2 separate regions of the Homo sapiens genome follow, and region 2 is linked to region 1. The links are chromatin loops, found by intact Hi-C in ENCODE. Cell type or tissue: B cell. All regions are shown on one strand.

Region 1 (8,000 bases):
GGAGCCGGGATGGGAAGGGCAGACGCGCACCATGTGAGAGCCACATGGCGAAGGCAGAGGTGGCTTTGGGATGCTGCACCTCTGAGCCCAGGGAGCAAGCGTTCCTGGAGACAGCAGAGGCCAACAGGGCGGGAAGGGCCCTGCCCACGCCTGGACTTTGGACTCCGGTCCTGTGGGGGAACACATTCCTGTTGTGTAGGCCCCCCGGTTTGTGGCACTTCGCTAAGGCAATGCCGGGAAGCTGATGCAGAGGGGTAAAGTGACAATCAGGCAGTGATTCCCCAACAGGTGAGCAGGACTGGGGAGGCTGGGGAGGCTGGGGAGATGACCCAGTCCACCTCCAGCACCCACCGCTGCTGAGAAGCCAGGCAGGAGGCAGTGGAGGGGAGGCGTTGAGAAGCGTGGAGACAAGCAAGTCTGGACCCTGCTCCGCAGACCAGACACCCCCCAGAGACACCCCCCAGAGAAGGCGGGCGTGGGAAAAGAGGCTAGGCTGGAACTACACCTGGGTGCCCCTCCTGGGAAGCAGGGGGTTTGTGAACACCTCCAAGGGGCCTCTCTGAAGCTGTGCTGTGGCTCTCGGCCTCCCCAGCCCCTGCTGGTGTGAAGAACACAGAAAGGGGTTGGAATAATCTAGCAGCTGCTTGCTGTCCCAGGCTGGCCAGCCCCCACAAAGTGTTCCCATCTGGCCCCAGCCTGCACAGGCAGCACTAGCAGCCCCCCGTGAGTAATTTGCAGGCTCGGATGGATGGGCAGAGCCCAACCAACTTCAGCCAGTGGAGGGAAGGCCTTGGCCTTTGCAGGTAGGGGAGACAGCTCAAGGCCAAAGATTCCCATCAAATCCTGAAACGCCTCTGCCCAGCCTGGCCACCCGAGACCGCACCCAGCCAGGAGCACTCCCCAGAGAGCCCACACACGCTTCCAGGTCTTCCTCCCCAGCCTGCCAACTCAGTCTCAGCATCACTGGTTTCATTTCACTTAAAAAAAATTTTGTTTCAATTTAGCTTCATTTGGTCATTTTAAAGAATAAGTTGTCTGTGCCCCCAGGTAGGGTTATTTTCTATGTTGCCCATCCTCTGCATAAGGCGTCACTGTCCCTGGGAATATACAGGGATTCTATGCCTGGCCTCGGAAACTGAAATGAAATAAATTTGCACCATGAGAGAGTAGGTCCAACTCTGCACAAATTAAAACAAAACACAACAAAAAATGTTTCAGCCAGAAGTAACATTCGACATGGTCTACCCCCATCAGCTCCTTTTACAGGTGAGGAAGTGGAGGCCTAAAAAGCTGGGAAGACTTGCTCAAGGTTATGCTCAAGGTTACATCCACCTCTTCCTGCAGGGTAGAGGCTGGAGGGTCTCAGAAAGGCTCCCTCCCTCCCTTCCTGCTTCACAGCTGGGGACTGGAGGCCCAGATCCAGACCCAGAAGCTGGAAAGAAATCCCAGGTTGTGAGGCCCGTCCTCCCACTCAGCCCCCAACTCTAGGCCTGGGACCCTCCACAGCCCTCCAGGCACCAGGGGACCAATCGGGATGGAACCAGCCCCTCAAGACCCAGGGCCACTACCTAGCAAGTCCCTCCTTATCTGGGTAGCCTATACCCCCCACCTTGCCTTCCCCAGACCCTGTGCTAGGGACCCCTGCCTCAGGAAGTGAGCCCTACTGAACAGATGGGGGGCGGCATTTGTGGCTCGCGGCCTCTTTCTCTGTCCCTCCCTCCCGGCCTGCCCCCTGCCCTTCGAAGAAATTGAATTCCAAGGAGGAAGAGGGGAGAAAGAACACCCAAACCCCTGCCTTCTCACTGCATAAATACCTAAATCCCGGGTCCTCCAGAGCCTGCCTGGAGCCTGCCAGCCGCTGCCTGCGGTCCTGCCCACAGCCTGAGGTCCCGGCCTGCACCTCCTCATAAGCCCACACTGGCGGTGCCATGCCATGGGCTCCCCTGGGCTCCCTCTGCCGCCCAGCCTGCCCCGCACACTCCACTCGCGCCGCCCGCCCTTTGCTGCAGGACGGGGCCAGCCAGGGCAACTCTCCGCAGCCCAGAGCTCTCGTCCCTTGAATCCTGCCGGTGGAGCAGGGGGCAAGGGGGAGCCAGGCACGCCCAGCCCCGGACCCGCAAGCAGGGACCCTCGGGGCGGCGGTCCGCACAGGGCAGGGGCTGCTGGAGACCCGCGGCCCCCACCCCCGACACTCACCGCGCGGTGCCCAGCGCGCGCCAGGGCTCCCATCAAGTCCTCTCGGAGCCCGCAGCAGGCTCCCACTTCTGTTTTTCTCTGACAGCCATGCAGGCAGCAGGCCTTCAGCCAGGCTCCCCGCCGCGCTTCCACGCACGCACACTCACAGTCACGCTCGTGCACACTCGCACGCACACGCACGCTCACGCTCATGCACACTCACACTCACATTCGTGTACATGTACACATTCACACCCGCATGCACACTCAAACTCACGCTCACGCACACTCACGCTCGTGCACGCGCACGCATACACACGCCCGCGCTCACACGGACACGAGAACTCGCCCCGCTGCGCGCCTGGCTCCCGGGACGCCTGGAGCTGGGGAGCGAGGGCCCCGGACGCCTGTAGCCGCCAGGGGAGGCCGGAGGGGCAGACGGGTGCAGAGAGCAGCCGGAAAGGCAGTGCCCGGCCACCAAGAGGCCGATTACTTGAGGGGCCTGAGGTGTGGAGCCCAGGCCGAAGACCCTGGGTGCGAGAAGGCAGCGGCCAGGAGGCCGCCCTAGAGCCTCGGGAGCGGGCGGGGGAAGGGGGATGTCCACGGAGACCAGAGTTGGTGGCTCTGACCGAGGAGGGCCTCGCGCTCCCCACGCCACTTGGCAGGGCTGGGGACACGCGCCCTCTCCCCCCTCTCCCTGGGGCCGCGCAGGGCTGTACCCGGGCTCTGCCCAGATCCCCTCGGAGCGGAAGATGCAAGTTGGCTTTTGTCTGACCCGGTCAGACAGAGCCGTTCTGTGGGATAAAGGCTTAACGCTCCGTGAACACGCAGAAAAAGCTCCGCGCTGGCCCTCTGACAATCCCATTGTCTCGGGCCTGAGCCCGGCGGTTTGGTCTGAAAGCGCCAAGTTCATGACATTTCAAAGAGCAATGATACTGGGAGAGGGGGGTGGGCAGGGGAGGGAGGGGTGTGCAGGAGAAATACATTCCTAAAATACGAAGTAACAGTATCTGACTCCCTCGCCAGCGCGTTCCTCAGCTCAGCCCCCTGCCCCACCCTCCACGAACCCATTCAGACCGAATCCCCTTCTCCAGCCCCGTGTGGACCCAGAGCCAGGCTGCAAAAGTCAGGATCACCAGGGACTGCGGTTTGGAAGGTGAAGGTGTGAAAAGATGCCCAAGTAGCTGCGTGGAAGCTTCCTGGAATGTCAGCAGAGTGACAGCAGCCGTTTAGCACAAGCTCCCATTGTCTGCACTGCCCCACAAGATAAGAATTTGCCAAAAAGGACTTTAGGTGCCCACATGAGTTTATTTTAAAGAGCTAGAGTGTTACTGTTTTCTTTCATTTGTATTACTGTTCGTACTATATCCTTTAAAAAAAAAACTATTTTCTGAGCCAGGAAGCAAAGGAGCTTCCATTTTTAGTGTTTAATTTGTTTAATGTGCCTCGGCAAAAGCAAATAATTCCTGAGAGAAAGCAGAATCCTCAGGAAATTGAATGTGTTTTGTCTCCAGCGAAGTTTCCCTTGAGTGATTTCGTTTGCTTTCTGTCTCGCCAAGCAGGCTCTGCACTGGGACCTCCAGCAGGCTGGGGCCAGGCTGGGCAGTCTGCAGCCCCTCTCCCCACCTTAGGTGGTGAGGCTTCTCTGATCCTCAGCCCACTGGCCAGGTAAACTGTGCTCCCGAAGAACAAAACGTAGCCTTGTAGAGTCATTCTAATGCGAGGAGAAAATAGGATTAGGCCAGAGTGTCAGCCAGGTAAGTCGGATTAACAGCAAGGTCCAATACATTTTGGCATTCTTGTGCTATTTTTAATTGTACAAAGGTATATGCTTCCCTTCCCTGGCTTTATTTAAAGAGGCTGTTTGTTTGTGCCCAAGAGGTAAATGATGAGCGATAAGGCTCTATGAGGAATTGGAAATGTATAACCTTGCAAAATGACATTTCGCCCTGGAAAGTGTGACACGCACACACGGGTAGATAAAGGGAGAGTGCGGAGCGTCCCGGGCTTTGTTAACGCTTCTTGCCCCCTGGCGTTGCTTTGATGGAAGGACACCCCACGCCTGGCTGCAGAGGTGTCTGCCAACGGCAGGAGCTCCTTCCCCACAGGCAGCCAGGCAATGACTACAAATCGATTCATTTTAAAAAAATATCCAAAGTCAGGTGTTAAAAAACGTATGAACCAGGATGGTAGGTCATTAAACCGTGGGAGAAAAGAGTTGGCAAAAACCTGCTTATATTATTTTTTAAAATATATATCTGTATTGCATTTTGCCACATGCAAATTTAGTCTAGGTTTGTTAATCAGGATCATGTGAGTGTGTCATAAATTAACATGATTTCTTCGGGGCAAGTCAAGAGAGAATGTATAATTGTTTAAGTTTGCAAATCATTTAGCAATTAACTTGGGGGGCAGAGGGCTGCAGTTCCCGGGTGGCCAAGGACATTCATGAGCCATGTGGAAGTTACTGAGTCGAATTGTAACTGTCCATGGCATTTCTGACCGTCCTTTCCAGGCCAAATGACAGACAGAAAGCCAGAGGGGACAGCACTGAATCCAAATGCTTTTGCATTCTGGGTGAGTGTGAACTGAGGGCACAGAAGCTTGGGGCCAAAGGAGAAGAAAGTTGCATTTGATCAAAGTTCCCCCTTTTGGGCAGAGGGCTGAGAGTGAGGATGACCAAGGGGTTTTGGCTTCCCTTTCAGACTCTGCATATGTGAGGTGGCAGGGCAGGGTTTAGGAATGTCATTTTCCTTAGATAGAGAAGGGTGTTCCCAAAAGAATTGTCCAGGGGTCAGGATTCTGGGAAAGCCATAACAGATGTATGTCTGTGAGGGCTTCCATCAGCTCGTGGAATGTTTTCTTCCTGTTGCAGAAACAGAAAGAGCAGTTTGTTGAATCTGAGAGTCGGTTTTGCCGACCTTGTTTAACTGCTGTCTGTCTGAGAGCTTCTTGCAGAGACGCTGGAGAATTCCTGGGGCGGGGGTTATTTCAAACTCAAGAATCTATCATTCCATTTTGATTAATCTGGTAAAGCAGGGTTCTGTTTCTCTTTTAAATTTTTTCTTCTTTTCCATATTTAACATAGATATGCATGTACATGAGAAGTAATGGACATTCAAAAAGCCAGATCCTGCTGATTCCACATTTCAATGGCTTGGTTTGCCAACTCATGCATGGGTGCCTCTAAACACTAATCAGTAATCCAGTTCATTGCTAAGGCTGCAGAGCTCCAGGATCTCTTATTTTCTCACAGGTGGGAAAAGACCCCCCGACCTTCTTGGTCTAAGCTCTCTTCTGGTTACTTGGTACCCACATGTTTACAAGGTATTTATTTTCATTAGACCTCCGATCGTTCTAAAGGCCTGCAGAGCCCAACCCTTCCTGCCTCCTCCTCTCCCCATCTTTAAGCTATAAAACCTTGGCGGAGTTTTCTGGGCTGTTCTCCAGGTTTTTGTTTTCCCCACTGTCCAGCATGGTACCTGAGATTGAGTGCAGGTGCAGCCGGCAGGACACAGTGGCTCCAGCGCCAGCTTCCGCTCCATCTCTACCCCATCCTTCTCCTCTGACTTATTTTGCTGTAACTCTGCACTTAATCTGATGAGGAAGGGTCCCTAGAATGTAGAATGTTGAACAAAATTCTCCCTAAAACAGGAGGAAGAGCTGGCCGTGGGGAGCGGGTTCTATAGTAGCTGCAAGTTGACCAAGTATGTAGAAAACATCAAAATGTGTCTCCATTCCCTTTCCTTGGGTCTGGGAGGAATGTCCCTGAGCCGTTCTTCCCAGCCCTTTTGTAACTAGCAGATGCATTTGTTAGAGAGGTCCTCTTGTTATCCCTGTTCTCAGCATTGTTCTTTCAGCTAGAAATTCACAGTAAAGGTGAGCCATCCTCCGAGGCCGAGGGGCATAGCTGAAACTCAGCAACAGGAACAGAAGTGAACCTCTCTTCACCATGTGTATTCGTGGGGTGGGGGTGGTGAAGGGGAAAGGAGATAGTGTTTGATTTTGTGAATCCAGGGTGAGGCTACAGGGACCCCAGAAGCCTCCTCTTCAGGCCCTTCAGTCAGCAAAGGCGGCCTCCCATCCCCAAGGCGCAAGCAGCGCAGATACCATCACAGCCGTAGCCCAAGCGCGCGGGCCCTCGGCCACTGTGTGCCTTCCCCGGACGTTGGTCTATGCGGAGCAGCCCTCAAGCCTGACTGATCCGGGTCTGCATCCCGCGGGTCTGGACGCGAGCTGGGCATCCGACCGCACCGCGGCGGGACGGGGAGCGCGGCCGCCTGGAGCTGCTTCTTCTGGGCGCTGGGCGCACGCTGCCGAGCGCGGGGCTGGGGCTTCCGGGGGCCAAGCCGGCTCAAGCCCGCACAGGCTCGCGGCGGGGCTGCCTGGCTGCCGCGTCTTGGATCCGGCCTGGGCCTGAGCTCCTGGACCTGGGGTTTTGTTTTGTTTCGTTTTTGTGGAGGAGAGGGGGTTTGGAGACATGAATTGCACTGGCATGGTGTAGGGGAAATATTTGGAGATAGTTGGCAAGAATTCATCCCCAGGTCCAAGGAGTCCAACTAAGCCCGGTTTTAGGGAAGCCCAGCCAGATGTATCTTGAGACAGAAAAGGACATCGTGCTAGGTCTGTGGGGCGGACGCTGAAGAGTTGCCCCGCTAGGAATTTCCTTCCTTTGCAACCGTGAAGGGCTCGCTGCTGCAGTCCAGTGAGCCGTGGGACTCCAATGCCTGCTTCCCACCGCCAGCCTGTTCAGGGGAAATCAGATCAAATCCACCTGCAATCACAACTCCTTTATCAGCTGGGGGGCCCCAAATCTAAAGGGAGAAATGGGACGCTTTAGGAGCCCACCTAATTTGTGATGAGAAATGGAGAAGGGGAAATTCATATCCAATAATAAACTGCTGTAAAAGTAGGTTTGGAAGAAGAAAAGTGAAAACAGTACATATGTTTGTAAGTATGTGCTCATATTTATTGAATATTTGTCTTCTCTAAGTATAGCTTTATTAGGTGTCATAAAACCCCTGAGTTGAGCAGAGTCCAAAAGCCGTCTTTTGGCCAAGCTCACACACATCAGCTCTCTTCCTGGGTGTCCCCCGTGCATTTTATTTATCTTTCAGTTTATTCAAACTTATTTTGAGCCACATGAAGGCAGTTTTATTTGGCTAGTAGAGATTGTGTTTAATTCATTGAGTATGCATTGTCAAAGTTTAGACGTCAATGCCAGCCTGAATTCCAAATTGGGAAGTTAAATATTTGTTTTTAATTTTCTGGCTCAAAAATGTTAACTAACAGAAATGATTCTTTCTGCTCTAATGTGCTTGCATAAATGGGGTTATTAGAACTTTCCCCTAAAACAACATTTGCTTCCTGTCCAGACACGTTGTGTTTGGAAACTTCACTCCTGGAAGAAATTTTTAATATGTATAAATAAAAAGTAAATGCCTGGCCTTTGAATGTTTTGGTACAGAGGCTTATAGGAGGAGGAAAATGAGAATGCAGCATTCCTATCTCAGTAGCTTGATTACAGACAAATTTAGGTTGTGGTGGAAAAGTATTAAAGGGCTTGCATTACAGAAAATATTGACACCAAAGTCCCCTTAATGGTTGTCCTTTATAAGATATGGAATTTTGTAAAGAATTTCAAGGTTTAATTTGCCAACTCTTTTAGGTTTGTTGTATTATTGTGCACTTAATCTATTTATACATACTTCTTAAATTCCGTGATTTGAAAATGACAGAGAACACAAATGCAAATAACTTCACACATAACCCTCATACTATTGGGAATGGAACCAGGAAAGACTACACCTTCTCTGTAGAGGTGT
Region 2 (8,000 bases), 370 kb after region 1:
TAAAACTGACGCGAGACATTAAACATAAAATTGTCTCTTCCACTTCAACCACTTCCAAAAGAGAAATATGTATTAGCTACAAAAAATATAAATCTGTATACTCTTTTCAACCAAAATAAAGTTAGATTTTTCCGTAGTATAAATATTACTTTTAGAGAGTTTTCCTCTTTTCTATTTCTATTGTATATGAAATTAAAACTCTTTCCTTTCAATGTTTTTAAAGAATGAATTAGAATAAGTCTAAAAAGGAGAGCGTAACCCAGACTCTGCCAGTAACTGTGACAATGAGAAACTCACTTGAATTCCTTGGGCCTCACCTTTCTCAACCTTAGTGTAGTCTCTGAAAGAAGTGAGATTGACTCCCGTCATCTTGGAGACGGACACAGTGTTAAACAGGAGCAACAGACGAGGCAGTTAGAGTTAGAGAAGCTGTTAAAATCTTTTCAGGGTGTTATGATACAGAACTAGATCTTGGCTTGGGATCTTCATTAATTAGCTGGTGAAATGTCTGAGATAAATTAAAGAGATTTTGCAAACAAGCCCAATTCTCTCTTCAACCCCAAACTGTCATGCCTGTCAACATTATTTTTGGATATAAATTCCTAACCTCTGGGAAATGTCTCAGAACAACAACCAAATAAAGAAAAAGGTTGGGTTGCTTGGTGCCATTAAAAATAATTTTTCTTTTCTTTCTTTCTTTTTTTTTCTTATTAAGACAGAGTCACTCTGTTGCCTAGGCTAGAAGTGCAGTAGTATGCTCTCGGTTCACTGCAACCTCCACCTCTTGGGTTTAAGTGATTATCGTGCCTCAGCCTCCCAAGTAGCTGGGATTACAGGCACTCACCACCACAACTGGCTAATTTTTGTATTTTTAGTAGAGACAGGTTTTCACCACGTTGGCCAGGCTGGTCTCGAACTCCTGACCTCAAACTATCCACCTGCCTTGGCCTCCCAAAGTGCTAGGATTACAGGTGTGAAAAAATGATTTTTCTAAGCTTGAAAATATCTAAGCAGGTATCCTGCCAGGAGTATTTTTTTACATTGTTCTCAGGCTCCATGCAACTGACAAGCACGTGGTGCACTCTGCGGGGTGGGAGTCGGTGAGCGAATACGGATTCCCAAAAGCCAGCGCCATAAATCATTTGCCAGCAGAGAATACCTTCGATAGACACTTGGTCTTGCTTACAGGAAGGTGAGTAGCCCCAATTTGCAGGGAATCTCCCAAATTTCAGGACTCTCTTACTTCAGTGTGTATTTCCTACACCTGGGACCTAGGAACTCCCACAGGAATTAAGTGTAGCCCATCTAATTAAGGTGTTGGAAAGCACCAGTAGAAGCAGATGGGGCACAATTTCTTCTCCAAAACTTGAATCCTTAATTCATTCATTTTTTAATTAGTGTAAACAAGTGTGTTCAATTGGCATGTTAATGCTGCTGGGTGTTTTTAATCAAATGACCAATACAATTTGTGACAACAGTTTTATTTTCACATGCTTCAAAGGCGATAAATGAAACAATAGAAGTCTTCAATCACCCTACAGGCTGGCCACTCCTGACTTAGAAAATTTTGTTATTTCCTAGATTAGTATTTTCGTTTTAGTCCTAGGACTTGTCCATCTCTATGCTAGACCTACAAAGGTTAGGTCTAAATCAACTGTTTTGTAAAAGAAGCCGTTCCTCTGTGTATACACGCCTCTTTCTGAGAAGATGCAGGTACGAGTCCCATGCTGGGCTGTCTCCCTGCTGGTTCACAGAATCTGAACAAGTACAGCTTCTAGATGCCACCTAATGATGTCAGTTAAGCTAGTGCTCAGTTGTGTGTGCAAAGTTACTGGGAGTAATTTAGCTGCCCCAGACAAATGTAGATAACACAGTGTGAAGAATCATTAACTTTAAAGAACCAGCAATTGGTAAACATATTAATGCTTTCTGGAAAACTATAGGGAATTACTTGCTGGGCAGATGACACAGTTCTGAATAATGAAAGTCCACTGTGATGTACTAGAAACCATGGCATTATCCTAACTCTTAAGATGCTCTCGGAGGACTGTGAACTGTGCCTTTAGCCACAACCAAAACCCAACCAAAGAAACAAGAGCCACAACACCACTTTTCCACTGCAGTCGCTTGTTGCGTGTTGTTCCCCACCATGGGTTGCTTTCCTGTAGGATTACAGTTCCTGCCCTGTTCACTGCGGGCTTCACCTTGTGACTTGCTTTGGCTCTGGCTTGGGTTCTCTGAATTGCCCCTCTCAGAGCAGGGCCTGAGCAAGGGCTTGTGTGCAAATTGTTTAACTGGGAAAGTGACCCCAGGGAGCAGGGGTGCAGGTGCAGGGGGTGAAACAGGGAGGGTGGGATGTGTGACCAAACTGGCCACCCAATGGGACTCAGTGCAAGATCAATGGGGCCTTTTCTGAGGAGCCTGGTGAAATGTCTCAAAAAATGGGGCAAAGAAAGGAAAGCTTTTACCCATGGGTTCTCACCCCGCAGTGATCAAGTAGCTTCACAAGCTAACTCCTCGAACCTCACCCTTGTGCCTGTGAGCACAGACTCATGAGATTCAGAAGTTTTGTGTAGCTGCAACGTAATTTATTGAAGTTTAACTGGTAGTGGCAGTTGAGGTGGGGAACCCTTCCCACATCCACCCACGGGGATGTCCGTAGCGCTCTGGACCAGTGACTGGGTCAGGCTGCATTCATTCTCCCTGTTCTCAATGGAGTGATCTTTCCCAGCTCCACCGCACGTCGGGGAAGACGGGCATCCATCTGTGACTAGACTGAGAGAAGACACATCTAGAGTTGCTGTAGAGGCCCCCATGAGTGCCTGCACTTTGGGCCTGATGCTATAATTGAGTGGAATTTTTGCAATTTCTTCTCAAAAGACACAGATGTGGAGTGCAGAAGGGACACACATTCACATTTGTGACTGAGAGGGAACATGGGTAGAACATACTGCTGTCCTCAGTTACCTGCTGTATTCCCAGGAAGAGGATGACATACCCCTGCCCACTCTGCCATGACCTGGAGTAACTTCCTGTGGCAGGAACAGATTCACTTCCACATTGACATCAGGTTTGGCAATGAGACTGACTTTCAAATGGAATGTGTGTGAATTCCAGAGAGAATTTTTATAGCTATTACGCGGTTCTGCCATTCTTCTTTCCCCTTGGTCACTAGAACTGCCTATGCCTTCTGCAGAGTTTCCAGAAAAAAGAGCAGCAGAGCCACGCCTGCCCAACACATGAGTGAGAAGCGAGCTTTGTTGAAGCCACTGAACTTTGGGAGTTAGTTCCCACAGCATAAGCTAGCAGGGAAAGCTTTTACCACTTGACGCACCCGGGCTTCAAATGACCACTGGATGTGTATATGCTAATAGGAAAAGAGAGAAAACGTAAAGAAACGAAAGTGAGGACTTGAAATAATTTTATCTTAATAGACTTATCACGCAGTTCTTGGGCACTCAACGTCAGTTACAAATCCTGGGGTCACTCTTAGGCTGTAACAATTTCTCGTTATTATAATTTTTAGCAGGGCACACATAGTACGCTGTTTGGCTTAAATCCACTCCAAACATGGGCCGACATCTTAATTTCTAGCTTCCTCTTGACTACCCTTCAGACATACTGAATGTTAGCTTGCTAGGGCTACTGTAACAAAGTGCCACATACTGGCAGCTTAAACAATAGACATTCATTCTCTCAGTTCTGGAGGCCAGAAATCGAAGATGAAGGTGGTGGCCAGGCTGTGCTTTCTCTGAAGGCGTTAGGGGAGAGGCGGTCCTGGCCTCTTCCAGCTTCTGGTGTCTGCCGCAACCTTGGTGTTCCTCAGCTTCTAGACACGTCACCCCAACCCTTGTCGCGGTCATCACTTGGCACTCTCCTGGGTGTCTGTGTTCAAATTTTCTTCTTCTTATATGAACACCAGTGACAGGATTTAGGTCCCATCCTCATCCAGTAGGACCTCATCTTAATGATGGGGGCAAAGACCCTACTTCCAAATAAGGTCACACTCACAGGTACCAGCGGTTAAAATCTGAGTTAAGATTCAATATGTCTTCTTGTTTACCCACAACATGAGTAAACAGTCAATCCCACAGCCAGCTTGTCACAAAGTACTTAACTTTAAATAGCTGGTAAGCAATTTTCTTTTCTGTTTTCACAGCCACAGAATTATGCTAAGTCTCAAATGCAACAACTTCCTCTGATGAGGTCTCAAGATCTTCATACGCTAGACACAGTCTATTATTTCTTATTACTCCCCATTTCTATCTTAAATCATCAGTTATTTAATATCCAAAATGTGCACCCTTTTATTTGGCAATATCAGTATTCTGGCCTCTTTTCAGTGGTTTCTCCTCTCCCTTCAAGAACTATTCCCCTCAGCCCGCTCCATCCAAGAGGTTTCCCCCAGCTATTCTGGCACATGGGAACCTCTTTTCTAAATCTCTGCTGCATTTCTACAGAATCCCACTAGTGTTAGGCTCGTGCATCCAAGTATTTGTTAGTTTTTTGAGAGCAGACACAATATTTTAAGAATTTCTCATTGTCCCTGTAAGAGTTTCCTGTCCATCACAACAGGGTCACCACTGGGGGCAGCACACTCAAATTACAATCATCTAAGAAGGTTTATCAAGGAACTACTTACAAAGGTGTAGGCAGGATGCATGGAGAGTGAAGGGACCTGTGGGGAGAAGCAGGTGAGCCCTCACCACCCTAGGTCCAAGGGATGAGAGGAAGGAAAGATTCCCAGGACCTGGAAGGAGAGAGTTGTATAGAATGGGCTCCTCTGCCAGCTCAAGGCAACCTGATGAGGAACCTGGGAAATAAACACCGTCATACCTCTCTCCTCCCTCCCCTCACTGCCCAGCTTTCTGCTGGGACTCCCCATTGACCAAATTCAACTAGAAGCCAATGTGCAAGGGATTCTACTTATATAATCTGCTCAGGTCAGCACCCAGGGGCGGAGAAAAAGGTGGAGCAGGATGGAGTACAGATCTGACATGGGGAGTGGGACAAATGGAAGGCATCTAACACATCCCTCACATGCCTCAGAGAACTACCTTGTGTTTGCTTTTTAAAAATAATGCTGTTTCTTTGTTGTTTGTTTTTGAGATAGACTCTCACTTTGTGGCCCAGACTGGCATGATCTCAGCTCACTGCAACCTCTGCCTCCCAGGTTCAAGCGATCCTTGTGGCTCAGTCTCCTGGGTAGCTGGGATTCCAGGCGTGCACCACCATGCCTGGCTAATTTTTTTGTATTTTCAGTAGAGATGGGGTTTTACCATTTGGCCAGGCGGGAAAAAGAATACGCTTAATCCTCTATGTATAAAGCCAGTAACCTCAAATTCAACAAATATCTATTGAGTAGCTAACGGGTATTTTTTTTGAAATTATCTTTGAGAATTTTGTTTTATATTACACTAATCTTAATTCATATAAGAATTTTTTTGAAAACCAAAAATGGCAAAAATTGGCAAGATACCATCAATGCCATTTTCTTTTCTTGGACGTGTAAGAAGACCACATCACCCAGCAGTCTCCTTTACAGCTTACGGAGGTGTCAGGAGACCAGGTTCTGGCCAGTGGAAATGGCTGGAGGTATGTGTGCCACTCTTGCTAGCTCAGCCATAGAAACTGCAGCAGGATACTCTACATGCTTTGTCCCCATCTGTACAGCTAACAAAGCCACATGACAGAAGCCAAGTCCCATTTGGAAGAAAGCTGTCCGAAGGAAGCCACCAAGGCGTTATGTGCAAGAAACTTTCTTTTTCGTTTTTTTTTGAGACAGAGTCTAGATCTGTCACCCAGGATGGAGTGCAGTGGTGCAATCTTGACTCAATGCAACCTCCACCTCACCGGTTCAAGCCATTCTCGTGCCTCAGCCTCCCGAGTAGCTGGGATTACAGGTGCGCACCACCATGCTCAACTAGTTTTTGTATTTTTAGTAAGAGATGAGGTTTCACCATGTTAGCCAGGCTGGTCTCGAACTCCTGACCTAAGTGATCCACCTGCCTCGGGCACCCAAAGTGTTGGGATTACAGGCATGAGCCACTGTGCCCGGTGGAAACTTTCAAAGTCTTATCCCACTGAAATGTAGTTACAACATGATCTTAATCCGGGTTTCTCAACAGTGGCACTATTGACATTTTGCACGGGTCCTTTGTCATGGAGGACGGTCCCATGCGTTGCGTGATGTTTAGCAGCTTCCTATCCTCCACCACTAGATGCCAGTAGCATCCCCTACCCCCTAGTTGTGACAACCAAAAATGTCTCCAGACGTTGTCAAATGTGCCATAGGGGGCTAAATTGCCCATGGTTGAGAATCGCTGATCCTGTTACCGCACTGTTCTCAGAGTGACGGGAGACAGGTATGGGACGTCGTTTCTAACCTTAAAGGATGGAACATTATAATACGTTATACATGTATTTTAAGATGATTGCTTCATTGGAGTACTGTAATTGTTAAATTGGAAACAACAAATGTGCAACAATACAGAATATTGTACATTCAAACAAGGGAGTATTATGTATTCATTAAATGATATAGATATTTATTGACATGGAAAAACAGTCTTGATTTTTTTGAAGTGGCAGAGTATGGGGTATAATTTTTTTTAGGGAAATATATTTATACGGGACAATGTCTAGAAGGATTTCCATAGTGGTTGCTTCTGGGCATAGAATTTGAGGTAATTTACAATTTCTCTTCACTTGTGATTTCTAGTTTTCCGACACTGAATAGCTACATGACACTGGTGGCAGCTGTGCCCCGCAGGTCCACTGACGGGATCTTTCCTGCAGAGAAGCAGTGCTCCTTTGAGTTCGCAGTTTCTCCTTCAACTAAACTATGGCCTGTTTGTGCCTGCAACTGGAGTATTCTGACCCTTTCATGAGAAGGTTAAATGTTGTCTATAAACCCAAACTGAAGGTTTACTAAACATTAAAAATATCTAATTTTAAGGGATGTATGGATAGCTGAACAGGAGAGATGAAGACTGAGACTGTTGTATACAATATAGAAATACATTTAAAAAAAGCCATTTGGAAATAATCTAAGTAACTGCCTCGAGTTTCCACCAGTAAGGGCAATTTGAGTTAAATATCCCCAAATCTACTTTTTTTTTTCTAATTTTTTATTTTTCCTAGGCTTAGGTTATCTAATTTTGCCAAATAGAAAATGAGAAACATATTTACTGAACTAGCACTGGCAGTAAGCAGGCTGTTTAATTCTCCAAAGGCTGATTATCAACAAAATGATCATGCTTTTAATTTACCTGGGGGAAGTCTAAAAATATTAATGCTCAGTGTCATATTTGGAAGTGGTATATGCTTCAAATTAAACAAATGCATAGCTTCTGTTTAATAAACTGATAGCTATCACCCTAAAATGGGTCATCCTTAAAGTGTCACAAAACCAGTGATAAGAATTTTATTTAACTGTGAATAAGATACAGCACTGTCAACATGATATTTTGTTCCTATAACTTTGCATATGGCCATTTTGGGGAAGATAATTTCTGAGTTTACCGCTTGCCTTTAAATATTGACTTGCCATCTTTACGTCCTCTGCTAGATGGGTTACTCTTCATGATGTCAGGATGCTAGTTTTTTAGACTGCCTCAGAGCATCCTTTATCCACATGAAATTAACCTAATGTAAACATTTTTATTTTTCATTACTGGCCAAGCAGTAGTATTGGAGACTCAGTGAGTGAGTGTGACACTGCCTCCAGGCCTTCCTGATGCTGTTGCCGTAAGATCCACTTGTGTGGACCGCCTTGCACAGTTCACGTGTGATATTTTACAAATACTGACTAGGTGATGGGGTTTTAAATAGCAGATTTATTTATTTATTTAGAGTCTCACTCTGCCACCTAAGCTGGAGTGCAGTGGTGTGATCTCTGCTCTCTGCAACCTCTGCTTCCCGGGTTCAAGTGATTCTCCTGCCTCAGCTTCCCAAGAAGGTAGGATTACAGGTGCACGCCACCATGCCCAGCTAATTTT

Evidence for each region. A loop is a pair of places that touch in the nucleus more often than their neighbours do. Peaks named below come from ENCODE experiments on the same cell type or tissue, not always from the same donor. Only the 100,000 strongest peaks of a DNase experiment are listed, where the experiment ranks them.
Region 2: a loop joins it to region 1, with 3 times the contacts of the local background. A loop is called at or near these places in 2 of 110 quality-filtered maps.

Annotation. Positions count from the first base shown.
Region 1 is chr7:155,376,512-155,384,511 of GRCh38, reverse strand. It overlaps LINC03010 (long intergenic non-protein coding RNA 3010), which reads right to left and starts at 2,436. Exons shown (of 3, transcript NR_147174.1): 1 at 2,197-2,436. RefSeq lists enhancers at 1,567-2,378, 2,379-3,190, 5,926-6,426. In B cell, CTCF peaks have their summits at 3,999 and 4,202; DNase peaks (open chromatin) are centred at 2,371, 3,321, 4,201, 6,421 and 2 weaker places; H3K4me3 peaks cover 693 bases; H3K27me3 peaks cover 7,041 bases.
Region 2 is chr7:155,006,352-155,014,351 of GRCh38, reverse strand. No RefSeq gene overlaps it. Among named protein-coding and RNA genes, the nearest start is that of PAXIP1-DT, 6.9 kb to the right of the region's middle. In B cell, CTCF peaks have their summits at 4,347, 4,549 and 6,217 (motif pointing right); DNase peaks (open chromatin) are centred at 4,591 and 6,221.